Linked DNA regions of Homo sapiens: region 1 is linked to region 2. Evidence: chromatin loops called from intact Hi-C (ENCODE). Cell type or tissue: heart right ventricle. All regions are shown on one strand. Links, peaks and the distances in the headings refer to the core of each region. The heading gives the core; the rest is flanking DNA. Region 1 holds the start of KISS1R (KISS1 receptor). Region 2 has its middle 12 kb from the start of LINC01836.

What was found. A loop is a pair of places that touch in the nucleus more often than their neighbours do. Peaks named below come from ENCODE experiments on the same cell type or tissue, not always from the same donor. Only the 100,000 strongest peaks of a DNase experiment are listed, where the experiment ranks them.
Region 1: it touches region 2 in a loop (6-fold over the local background); 98 of 110 quality-filtered maps call a loop at or near these places.

Annotation. Positions count from the first base shown.
Region 1 is chr19:915,393-920,751 of GRCh38, reverse strand. It overlaps KISS1R (KISS1 receptor), which reads right to left and starts at 3,419. Exons shown (of 5, transcript NM_032551.5): 1 at 3,006-3,419; 2 at 2,084-2,208; 3 at 1,127-1,262; 4 at 646-878; 5 at 1-462. The coding sequence starts at 3,249. The coding sequence ends at 4. RefSeq lists silencers at 144-213, 444-833, 2,839-3,038, 3,439-3,528, 3,539-3,678 and enhancers at 1-904, 905-1,845. In heart right ventricle, for the core only: a CTCF peak has its summit at 2,920; no DNase peak of the experiment used is centred there; H3K4me3 peaks cover 1,854 bases; H3K27me3 peaks cover 4,232 bases.
Region 2 is chr19:768,317-773,675 of GRCh38, reverse strand. No RefSeq gene overlaps it. Among named protein-coding and RNA genes, the nearest start is that of LINC01836, 12 kb to the left of the region's middle. In heart right ventricle, for the core only: CTCF peaks have their summits at 2,254 and 3,250 (motif pointing left); a DNase peak (open chromatin) is centred at 3,225.

The DNA of each region.
Region 1 (5,359 bases), core at 263-5,262, 150 kb before region 2:
CGCTCAGAGAGGGGCGTTGTCCTCCCCCAGGACGCACAGCCCGCGCGCGGCCAGCCCACTGCTCCCTGGCTTCTGCGCCCTGGCGGGGGCCGGGTGGGACCCCAGGCGGAGCAGCTCCGCGTGTGGGGCTGCGGGGTCCGAGGGTCCGGGCCGGCGGGGGCGGCGGGGGCGGCGCGGCGCGCAGGGGCAGACGCGGCGGAAGGCCTGTCGGAAGTGCGAGCCCAGGAAGGCGTAGAGCAGCGGGTTCAGCGCGGAGTTGCTGTAGGACATGCAGTGAGCCCAGGTCTTAAGCGCGTAGGCGGCGTAGCTGCGTGGGTGCCAGGAGCCCGCGGGGCCCAGCGCCTGCAGCACCAGGAACAGCTGGATGGGGCCCCAGCAGGCGGCGAAGAGCAGGACCACGGCCGCCACCAGCCGCGAGACCTTGGCCCGCACGGCGCCTGCGCGCTCTGCCAGCACCTGCCCCTGGGGGGGTGCCGTGAAGGTGGTTAGACGAAAGGCTGGGGCCCGGCTCAGCTCATCCCCTCGCACCGCCCCTCCTGGACCCCTTGGGCTGTCCCTGCCCGCGCAGATGCCCCCACCGGCGCCTCCCACCACGGTGCCTCCCCGCCCGCCCAGCCTTGCTGTCCTCCCACCCACGCCGCGCACCTGCAGGGCGCTATCGGCGGGCGCGGGGCGCACGGCGACCCGGCCCAGGTGGCGCAGCATGGCCGCATAGCAGGCGCAGGTGGCGAGCAGCGGCAGCAGGTACAGCGCCAGCAGGTTGTACAGTGCGAAGGCGCGCTCCAGGGCGCGGCTGGGGAAGGCCTCACTGCAGTAGGCGCGCGGCCCGGGTGACAGGCGGTGCAGGGCGAGCACCGGCGCAGACACCGCCGCAGAGCCTGTGCCACAAGCCAGGATGAAGACCCCGCTCGGGGAACCAGCGGTCCCCCACGTGCCTCCCCGGGAGGCGTTCACCCAGCCACCCTGCAAAGGCCCGGGCGCCCCGTCTGCAGCCTCGCTGGCCCTAGGCAGGCAGAGCTATTGCGCCCATTTTCCAGATGCTGGACCGAGGCGGCAGGTGGCTCCGGGCGCCCAGGGCACTAGGACGTGTCCGCCTTCTCCCGTGAGGCCCCTGAGCTGTACTCACCTACCCAGATGCTGAGGCTGACAGCCAGCGCCAGGCGGGGCGTGCGGCGGTGCAGGGCGCGCAACGGGAACACCGTCACGTACCAGCGGTCCACACTCATGGCGGTCAGAGTGGCACACGTGGCCTGCACCGAGACCTGCGGGAGCCGCCAGCCGGGCGTGTGGCCACCTGCGCGGTTGGGAGCCTGCCCTGTCCGCCCGCCCTGCTGATCCCCCTACGTGTGCGAACACTCAGGCACATACACGGGAAGTGTCCTGGGAGGAGTGTCCAGTGCGGGTTGAGGGGACAGAAGGTGGGGAGACTGGGAGAGGAGGGCAGGAGGATTGGGGAAGTGAGGGAGCCCTTGGGGGGCGGCTGATACCCCGAGTCTGAGACAGGGGGGCTGCGTGGGATGGAGGGACAGGCGGGGCAAGAAGCCTCAGGGCCTCAGTAGCCCTTCCTCACCAGTGACCCGGGTCCCCGTCTGCATCCCTCCCCCATTCCCGCCCCCCACTCCAGTTCTAGGCTGCACCACCGCCCAGCCCCTTCCCGCAAGCTGGGCACCCCAGCCCCTGGTTCTCCTATGCGTTGCCTCGCGCCCCGCCCAAGGTCCGTCCTCCCTTCCCACGTGGGCTCCCCCTCCCCACATGCGCCCGCCCCCCGCTCCGGAGCTCATCCCCTCTCCTCGTCCCCACGTGCGCCTCCTCCCCTCCTGCTCCAGAGTGCACCCCTGCCCCGCCCCACCATGCGCCCCCTCCCCTCCAGCTTCTGAGTGCATCTCCCTCCGTCCCCACGTGCGCTCCCTCCCCTCCTGCTCCGCAGCGCACCCCCCCTCCCCGTCCCCACGTACGATCCCCTCCCCTCCCACTGCGGAGCGCACTCCCGCCTGTCCCCAAGTGCGTCCCCTCCCCTCCCACTGCGGAGCGCACCCCCGCCCGTCCCCAAGTGCGCCCTCTCCCCTCCTGCTCCGGAGCGCACCTGCTGGATGTAGTTGACGAACTTGCACATGAAGTCGCCCAGCACCCAGCCGGGCAGCGGGTACAGCAGGGCCGTGAAGGGGACGCAGCACAGGAGGAAGGTCACGTCCGTGGCCGCCAGGTTGGCTGCGGTGGGGATGCGCGGGCGCTGGGCGTGGGCGCCACTGGCCGCGGGAACCGCCCAGCGCTCCTGGCCCTGACCCCTGGCCCCCACCTTGGTCCGAGTGACCAGCAGGATGGCTCAGGGAGGCCCCCCCCTCCCCCAGCGCCCCTGGCCTCCTCGGGCGGAGAAGTTGGGGCGCCTTCTAGTAATTCCCCCTTACATCTCAAACATTACGCCTCCGGCTCGGATTTCCTGGCCATTCCGGCAGAAATCGGTTCTGCTGGGCCCTGTCCGGGCTGGGGGAGCCTAAGCAGGCCCCTGACCCTCTGAGCCTCAGTTTCCACAACTGCAAACTGGAGACAATGGTGCCGGCCCAGCAGCCACCGACTGGGCTCACAGCTGTGTGTGATAGGGGACCCCAGGACACAAATGCATAAACAGGCTCAGAGAGCCACCGGGGCAGGGGTCGCAAACTAAGGCCCGCGGGCCAAGCCAGCCCCTCCCCCAGCCCTTTGTTCAGCTGACACCGAGCCGTTGGCCCGCGCTGCACCGGGGCGAGCCCCGCGAGTGGCCAGGTCGAGGTTTCCATGTGCCACACTCCCCACCCTCCGGCCCGCCCGGGCCCGCCCGCGCTGGAGTTTGCGACCTCTAGCCTCAGGTGCAGGGACCACAGGGAAAAGATTCGAGGTTGGGGGGGACCCCTGCAGGGGACAGAGCCGGGTCCGAGAGGGCCCCGATGCGTCGCGAGAGGGCGCCCCAGGCCGCTCGGCCCTCGGAGCCCCCGGGACGGCAGCAGGTGCGGCGCAGCGCCCGCACTCACCGATGTAGAAGTTGGTCACGGTCCGCATCGGCTTGTGGCGGCAGATGACGTAGATGACCAGCGAGTTCCCCACCAGGCCCAGCAGCATCAGCGCCGCGAAGAAGAGCGGCACGAGCCAGGCGTCCACGGCCCGCGGCGAAGGGACTGGGCCGTCCGAGGCGTTGGCGCCACAGCCCGGGCAGCCGGAGGCGTTGGCCGGTGCCCCCCAGGACGCGTTGGGTCCGGACGTAGCCACGGTGTGCATGGCCGCGCGCACCTCCTCCTCCCGGCCGCCCTCCAGGATTGCGCCCTGGCACCGCCCCGGGGACCCCTCCGCCCGACCGCCCGGGGGCTGCGCCTGTGGAACTCAGGAAGGGGCTCGGCTGGGGTCCGCAGGGTCCAGAGGGCAGCTGTGCTGGGCTCGGCGGCTCCTCTGCCGGCGCCGCTGCGGCCGAGCGTTTATAGCCCGTGCCCCCCTCCCCTGGCCTTGCCTTCCCGCCTCTCCGGCAGCCGCTCGCCACTCCCTCCCCTGCCCACGCGCCCTCTATTCACCCAGCGGCAACCCCCCTATTCCCTCCTCCCGGTGCAAGGTCGGAGTGAGAGCGCGGGAGGGGGCTGGAGGGGGCGGAGCAGGCAGGGGGTGGGCCGCGTGGAGGCCGCTGTGGACCTGGAAGGACCGACCTTAACCAGCGAGTAGACGCTCAGCCCGGACTAGGAGCCCAGCCAAGGCGCGAACTCTAAGGCCTGTGAATATGGGAAGGGCTTTGACCCTCGTAGGGGCTGGGGCTCCAGGGGGTGGGCCCAGCCTGGCGGGGAGGCCAGCCCTCAGCGGAGACCCTGAGTGAGGATAGCTTGGGTTTGTCCCCAGGACCCTGGAGAGCCATGGAAAGTTCAGGGCAGGTGAGGGACGTCCCCGATCTGGTGGTTTGGGACTGAATGTGTCCCACATGACTGACAAGGGGTGTCTGATACCCGCAGGGACACTAGCAGCGGGAACCAGGTGGAGGGCACCTTGCAAACGCCACAGCCTCATTATTATTATTATTATTACTGATTTATGTATTTATTTATTTTTTTGAGACAGAGTTTCGCTCAGGTCGCCCAGGCTGGAGTGCAGTGGCTCCATCTCGGCTCACTGCAAGCTCCGCCTCCCTGGTTCACGCCATTCTCCTGCCTCAGCCTCCCTAGTAGCTGGGACTACAGGCGCCCGCCACCTCGCCCGGCTAATTTTTTGTACTTTTAGTAGAGTCAGGGTTTCACCGTGTTAGCCAGGATGGTCTTGATCTCCTGACCTCGTGATCCACCCTCCTCGGCCTCCCAAAGTGGTGGATTAGAGGCGTCAGCCACCGCGCCCGGCCTTTTATTATCATTATTGAGACAGGGTGTCGCTCTGTTGCCTAGGCTGGAGTGCAGTGGCATGATCTCGGCTCAAAGCAACCTCCGCCTCCCGGGTTCAAGCAATTCTCCTGCCTCAGCCTCCCGAGTAGCTGGGATTACAGGTGCCTGCCACCATGCCCGGGTAATTTTTGTATTTTTAGTAGAGACCAGGTTTCACCACGTTGGCCAGGCTGGTCTCGAACTCCTGACCTCAGGTGATCCACCCTCCTCGGCCTCCCAACGTGCTGGGATTACAGGCGTGAGCCACTGCTCCCGGTCCAGCTAATTTATTTTTAAATTTTTTATTTTTTATTTTTTTGCAAATAAAGTTTTTTTTTTAATTTTATTTATTATTTTATTTTATTATTATTATACTTTAAGTTTTAGGGTACATGTGCACAATGTGCAGGTTAGTTACATATGTATACATGTGCCATGCTGGTGTGCTGCACCCATTAACTCGTCATTTAGCATTAGGTATATCTCCTAAGGCTATCCCTCCCCCCTCCCCCCTTAAATTTTTTTGTAGAGACAAGATCTCACTAGGTTGCCCAGGCTTGTCTTGAACTCCTGAGCTCAAGCAGTCCTCCTGCCTCAGCCTCCCAAAGTGCTGGGATGACAAGCATGAGCCACCCAGCCTGGTCAGCACAACCTTGACTCCATAATCCCACAGCTGGAAGTGTACCCCAGGATGACATCCAGGAGGTTCCCCCAAAGTCCATCCTGCAACAGAGTCCAAGACATTTGGTCATCATGGAGTAATACACAGCGAAGAAAAAGGTGCTTCCATTTGCATAAAAAAAGACAAAAAAGGGAGGAAAAAAAATGAATAGGCCGGGCACAGTGGCTCATGCCTGTAATCCCAGCACATTGGGAGGCCGAGGCAGGTGGATCACTTGAGGTCAGGAGTTCCAGACCAGCCTGGCCAACGTGGTGAAACCTGGTCTCTACTAAAAATACAGAAATTACCCGGGCTTGGTGGAGGGTGCCTGTAATCC
Region 2 (5,359 bases), core at 303-5,302:
CATGTGCCATGGCACCCGGCCCTAATTTTTGTATTTTTAGTAGAGACAAGGTTTCACCATGTTGGCCAGGCTGGTCTCAAACTGCTCACCTCAGGTGATCTGCCTGCCTTGGCCTCCCAAAGTGCTGGGATTACAGGCCTGAGCCACCTGTGAATTTATTGAGGGTGTTGGGAAATACCAGCCACAGAGGAGGATGCCTTGGTCACCTACTCAGGCCAGGATCACCCACCCCCTCTCCGGTGAGAGGCTGAGCACAGAGAGGTGGAGAAACTCACCCATAGCACCGAGGCCATCAGGGGACAGCCTGAGCTCTAACCTGCATCCAGGGGCCCTGGAGCTGGTCTCTCCCTGGCAGATCCCCAGAGCCGGCGCTATGCTTTAGGAGCCAGGAGCCAGTCCTCAAGCTCTTCAGGACTGTCCGGCCCCCAGCTGGCCATGCCTCGCTGCTCCTCACGGGCTGCCGGGCAGGAAACCAGAGCTCTGTTCTCGGATAGGGCAGGAGGCTGAGGCCAGGTGGGTGGGGCACCCAGCCCCTCACTCCCAGGCAGCCCCCTTCTCCATCCCTCTATCCCGCCAGCATTTGCTCCACACCTGCCCCGTGCGGGACTGGGGCTGGGCACAGCCTCTGGTGGCCTCATTTGGCTTGGGGTTGGTGTCCTGGGGACCCTGACTGGGGGGCCCTCCTGCTTGCCTGCACAGCCGGAAGTCTGAATCTAGGCCCCACGGGCCCCTTCTCTGGTTGAGACTCCATCAGCTGCGCAATCCAGTTTCCTCAGGCGGCTCCCTCTGGGCCTCAGTTTGCTGGTCTGTGAAATGGGAATAATAAACATTTTTTGCTGGGTGCAGTGACTCACACCTGTAATCCCAGCACTTTGGGAGGGTGAGGCGGGCAGATCACCTGCAGTCAGGAGTTCGAGACCACCCTGGCCAACATGGCGAAACTCTGTCTCTACTAAAAATACAAAATTAGCCGGGTGTGGTGGCATGTGCCTGTAATCCCAGCTACTCAGGAGGCTGAAGCAGGAGAATTGCTTGAACCCAGGAGGTGGAGGTTGCAGTGAGCCGAGATCTCACCACTGCACTCTAGCCTGTGCGACAGAGCAAGACTCCATTTCAAAAAAAAAAAAAAAATGAGCCCATGATTTTGTTCTCTCCCCTGGTCACCCTAAGTAGAGATGGAGTCTCTCTACGTTGGCCAGGCTAGTCTCCAACTCCTGAGCTCAAGTGAGCCTCCTGCCTCAGCCTCCAGAAGTGCTAGGATCACAGGCATGAGCCACTGAGCCCTGCCCAGCTATTTATTCTGCCATATTTACTGAGCAACAGCTGTGTGATGAGGGGAGCGTTCACCAAAGCCTTGAAAGAAGTGAAGAAATGAACCCAGTGGGTACCTAGGGAAGGGAAACCAGGCAGAGGACATGGCCGTGCAAAGGCCCTGGGGCCGGACCTCACCTGGGGAGGCAAAGGCCCTGGGGCAGGACCCCGCCTGGCAAGTTGGAGGAACAGGGAGGAGGCCCGTGTGGCTGGAGCAGAGGAAGGGGGGAGACAGGGAGGAGGGAGAGTAGAGAGGGGACTGGGCAGAGGAGGGGGAGACAGGGAGGAGGGAGAGGAGAGAGGGGACTGGGCAGAGGGGGAGACAGGGAAGAGGGAGAGGAGAGAGGGGACTGGGCAGAGGAGGAGGGGGAGACAGGGAGGAGGGAGGGGGAGACAGGGAGGAAGGAGAGGAGAGGGGACTGGGCAGAGGAGGAGGGAGAGACAGGGAGGAGGGAGAGGAGAGAGGGGACTGGGCAGAGGAGGAGGGGGAGACAGGGAGGAGGGAGGGGGAGACAGGGAGGAAGGAGAGGAGAGGGGACTGGGCAGAGGAGGAGGGGGAGACAGGGAGGAGGGAGAGGAGAGAGGGGACTGGGTAGAGGAGGAGGGGGAGAAAGGGAGGAGGGAGAGGAGAGAGGGGACTGGGTAGAGGAGGAGGGGGAGATAGGGAGGAGGGAGAGGAGAGAGGGGACTGGGTAGAGGAGGAGGGGGAGATAGGGAGGGAGGAGGGAGAGGAGAGAGGGAGGAGGGAGAGGAGAGAGGGGACTGGGCAGAGGAGGAGGGGGAGACAGGGAGGAGGGAGAGTAGACAGAGGAGGGAGAGGAGAGAGGGGACTGGGCAGAGCCTTGTGGGCTGCACGGAGGACTTGGGCTTCTACCCAGAGGGAAATGGGAGCCATGGAGGGCTGTGGGCAGAGCAGGGACACCCCCAGTCAGCCTCACAGGCGCCCTCTGGCTGCTGTGGAAGAGCCACCGCACTCGGCCACTTCCGGCTAATTTTATTTATTTATTTTTATTTTTATTTTTGAGACGGAGTCTCACTCTGTCGCCCAGGCTGGAGTGCAGTGGCTCGATCTCGGCTCACTGCAAGCTCCGCCTCCTCCCAGGTTCAAGTGATTCTCCTGCCTCAGCCTCCTGAGTAGCTGGGACTACAGGTGCCCCCCACCACACCCGGCTAATTTTTTTGTATTTTTAGTAGAGACAGGGTTTCACCTTGTTAGCCAGGATGGTCTCAATCTCCTGACCTCGTGATCCGAGGGCCTCGGCCTCCCAAAGTGCTGGGATTACAGGTGTGAGCCACCGCGCCCGGCCCTGCGGGCTCTGTTTTCAACCTCTAAATAGTTGGTCAGGGCTGGGCTCGATGGCTCACACCAGTAATCCCAGCACTTTGTGGGGATGAGGCAGGAGGATCACTTGAGGAGTTCAAGACCAGCTTGGGAAACATGGTGAGAACCCCATCTCTACAAATAATTTTTTTTTAGATGGAGTCTCACTCTGTCATCTCTACAAATAATTTTTTTTTTTAGATGGAGTCTTCCTCTGTCACCCAGGCTGGAGTGCAATGGCTCAATCTCAGCTCACTGCAACCTCCACCTCCCAGGTTCAAGCAATTCTCCTGCCTCAGCTTCCTGAGTAGCTGGGATTACAGGTGAACGCCATCACACCCGGCTATTTTTTTTTTTTTTTTTAAGTAGAGACGGGGTTTTGCCACGTTGGCCAGGCTGGTCTTGAACTCCTGACCTCAAGTGATCCACCCGTCTTGGCCTCCCGAAGTGCTGGGATTACAGGCGTGAGCCACCGCGCCCGGCCCTGTCCAGGCTTTCAAGGAGCACTAAGCAAACACCATCCGGTTACGGGAATGAGAAGGTGAGAGTGGCGGCAGGTGCGTTTTCTCCCTGGCGGGGCGAGGGCCGCGGCTGCATCCTTGGTGTTTGCCGCCCTCTGGTGGCAGCGTGCATCGGCTCCTCTCCGGCTCACACCAGAAAGTCACATGGAAGTCATTGTCTGGTGACAATTCGTTAATTTACTTGGTCAGAACCAACATTCATTCTTTTTTTTTTTTTTTTTTTTTTTTGAGACGGAGTCTCGCTCTGTCGCCCAGGCTGGAGTGCAGTGGCGCGATCTCGGCTCACTGCAAGCTCCACCTCCTGGGTTCACCCCACTCTCCTGCGTCAGCCTCCCGAGTAGCTGGGATTACAGGCGCCCACCACCACGCCCGGCTAATTGTTTGTATTTTTAGTAGAGACGGAGTTTCACCATGTTAGCCAGGATGGTCTTGATCTCCTGACCTCGTGATCCGCCCGCCTCGGCCTCCCAGAGTGCTGGGATTACAGGCGTGAGCCACCGCACCTGGCCTCAACATTCATTCTTATTCCTCACTGATTTTCACCAGGTGCCCGGTGACCCTCATGACGTCCCCCAGGGCAGGGATGTCAATGTGGCGACTTCACTTACAGATAAGGACACTGAGGCTGGGAGAGGGGTAGGCCTTGCCCAGGGTCCCTCAGGGGCATGTGGCAGAGCTGGGAATCTGTCCTGGGCTTGGAGCCTGAGCTCCCAACACCGAAGGAACCTGAGGATGCTGTGTGGCACCTGGAACCAGCTGAGCCTGAAGCTGGCCCTACATTGATGTTTCAGTTACGGGAACCCATAAAGCCTAGTTTTGCCAAAGTCAGTCTGAGTTATGTTTGCTTGTGTCCTCTCCTAAATCTCTTTATTTTATTTATTTATTTATTTATTTATTTTTGAGACGAAGTCTTGCTCTGTTGCCCAGGCCGGAGTGTAGTGGCGCGATCTCAGCTCACTGCAACCTCCATCTCCCGGGTTTAAGTGATTCTCGTGTCTCAGCCTCCTGAGTAGCTGGGACTAGGCACGCGCTACCACGCCTGGCTAATTTTTTTTATTTTTATTTATTTTTTATTTATTTATTTTTATTTTTTGAGATGGAGTCTCGCTCTTGTTGCCCAGCCTGGAGTGCAATGGTGCGATCTCGGCTTACCACGATCTTTGCCTCCTGGGTTCAAGTGATTCTCCTGCCTCAGCCTCCCGAGTAGCTGGGATTACAGACACCTGCCACCACGCCCAGCTAATTTTTTGTATTTCCTAGAGACAGGGTTTCACCATGTTGGTCACGCTGGTCTCAAACTCCTGACCTCAGGTGATCCACCTCCTGCCTCAGCTTCCCAAAATGCCAGGATTACAGGCATGAGCTACCATGCCTGGCCCCTGCAGGGTTAATTAAAATGGAGTTGAGGCCAGGTGCAGTGTCTCACGCCTGTAACCCCAGCACTTTGGGAGGCTGAGGCGGGTGGATCATCTGAGGTCTGGAGTTCCAGACCATCCTGCCCAACATGGAGAAACCCCGTCTCTACTAAAAATACAAAAATTAGCCAGGCGTGGTGGTGGGTGCCTGTAATCCCAGTTACTCCGGGGGTTGAGGCAGGAGAATCGCTTGAACCCAGGAGGCAGAGGTTGTGGTGAGCTGAGATTGCGCCGCTGCACTCCAGCCTGGGCAACAGCGTGAGACTCTGTCTCAAAAAACCAAACAAACAAAAAAGAGAATTCTCCTCCTTTCCCTGGCATATCATGATACACTGAGCCAGGAGGAAACCAGGAAAGAATATGAACTCCCTCCTGCTAGCAGCGAGCGCCAGCGGACAGTTTTGCCCGCCCCAAAGGCCTCTGTGATTGCTGTGATGTCCGCAGACCTTCCAGACACGCTCTCCCGCCCCTGGAAATTTCACTAGGAATTCGTCTAAACCTCTCACAGAGTAACTTCTGGAATGTGTCTGCTCAGCAGGCAGAATTCTGTCTGATTTTCCAAGGGGCTGACTCATTACAGGAATTAAACTAAATCTTTTTTTTTGAGCACAGTCTTGCTCTGTCGCCCAGGCTGGAGTGCCGTGGCGCGATCTTGGCTCACTGCAACCTCCGCCTCTCGGGTTCAAGCGATTCTCCTGCCTCAGCCTCCCGAGTAATTGGGATTACAGGTGCGCACCACTGCGCCCGGCTAATTTTTGTATTTTTAGTAGAGACAGGGTTTCACCACATTG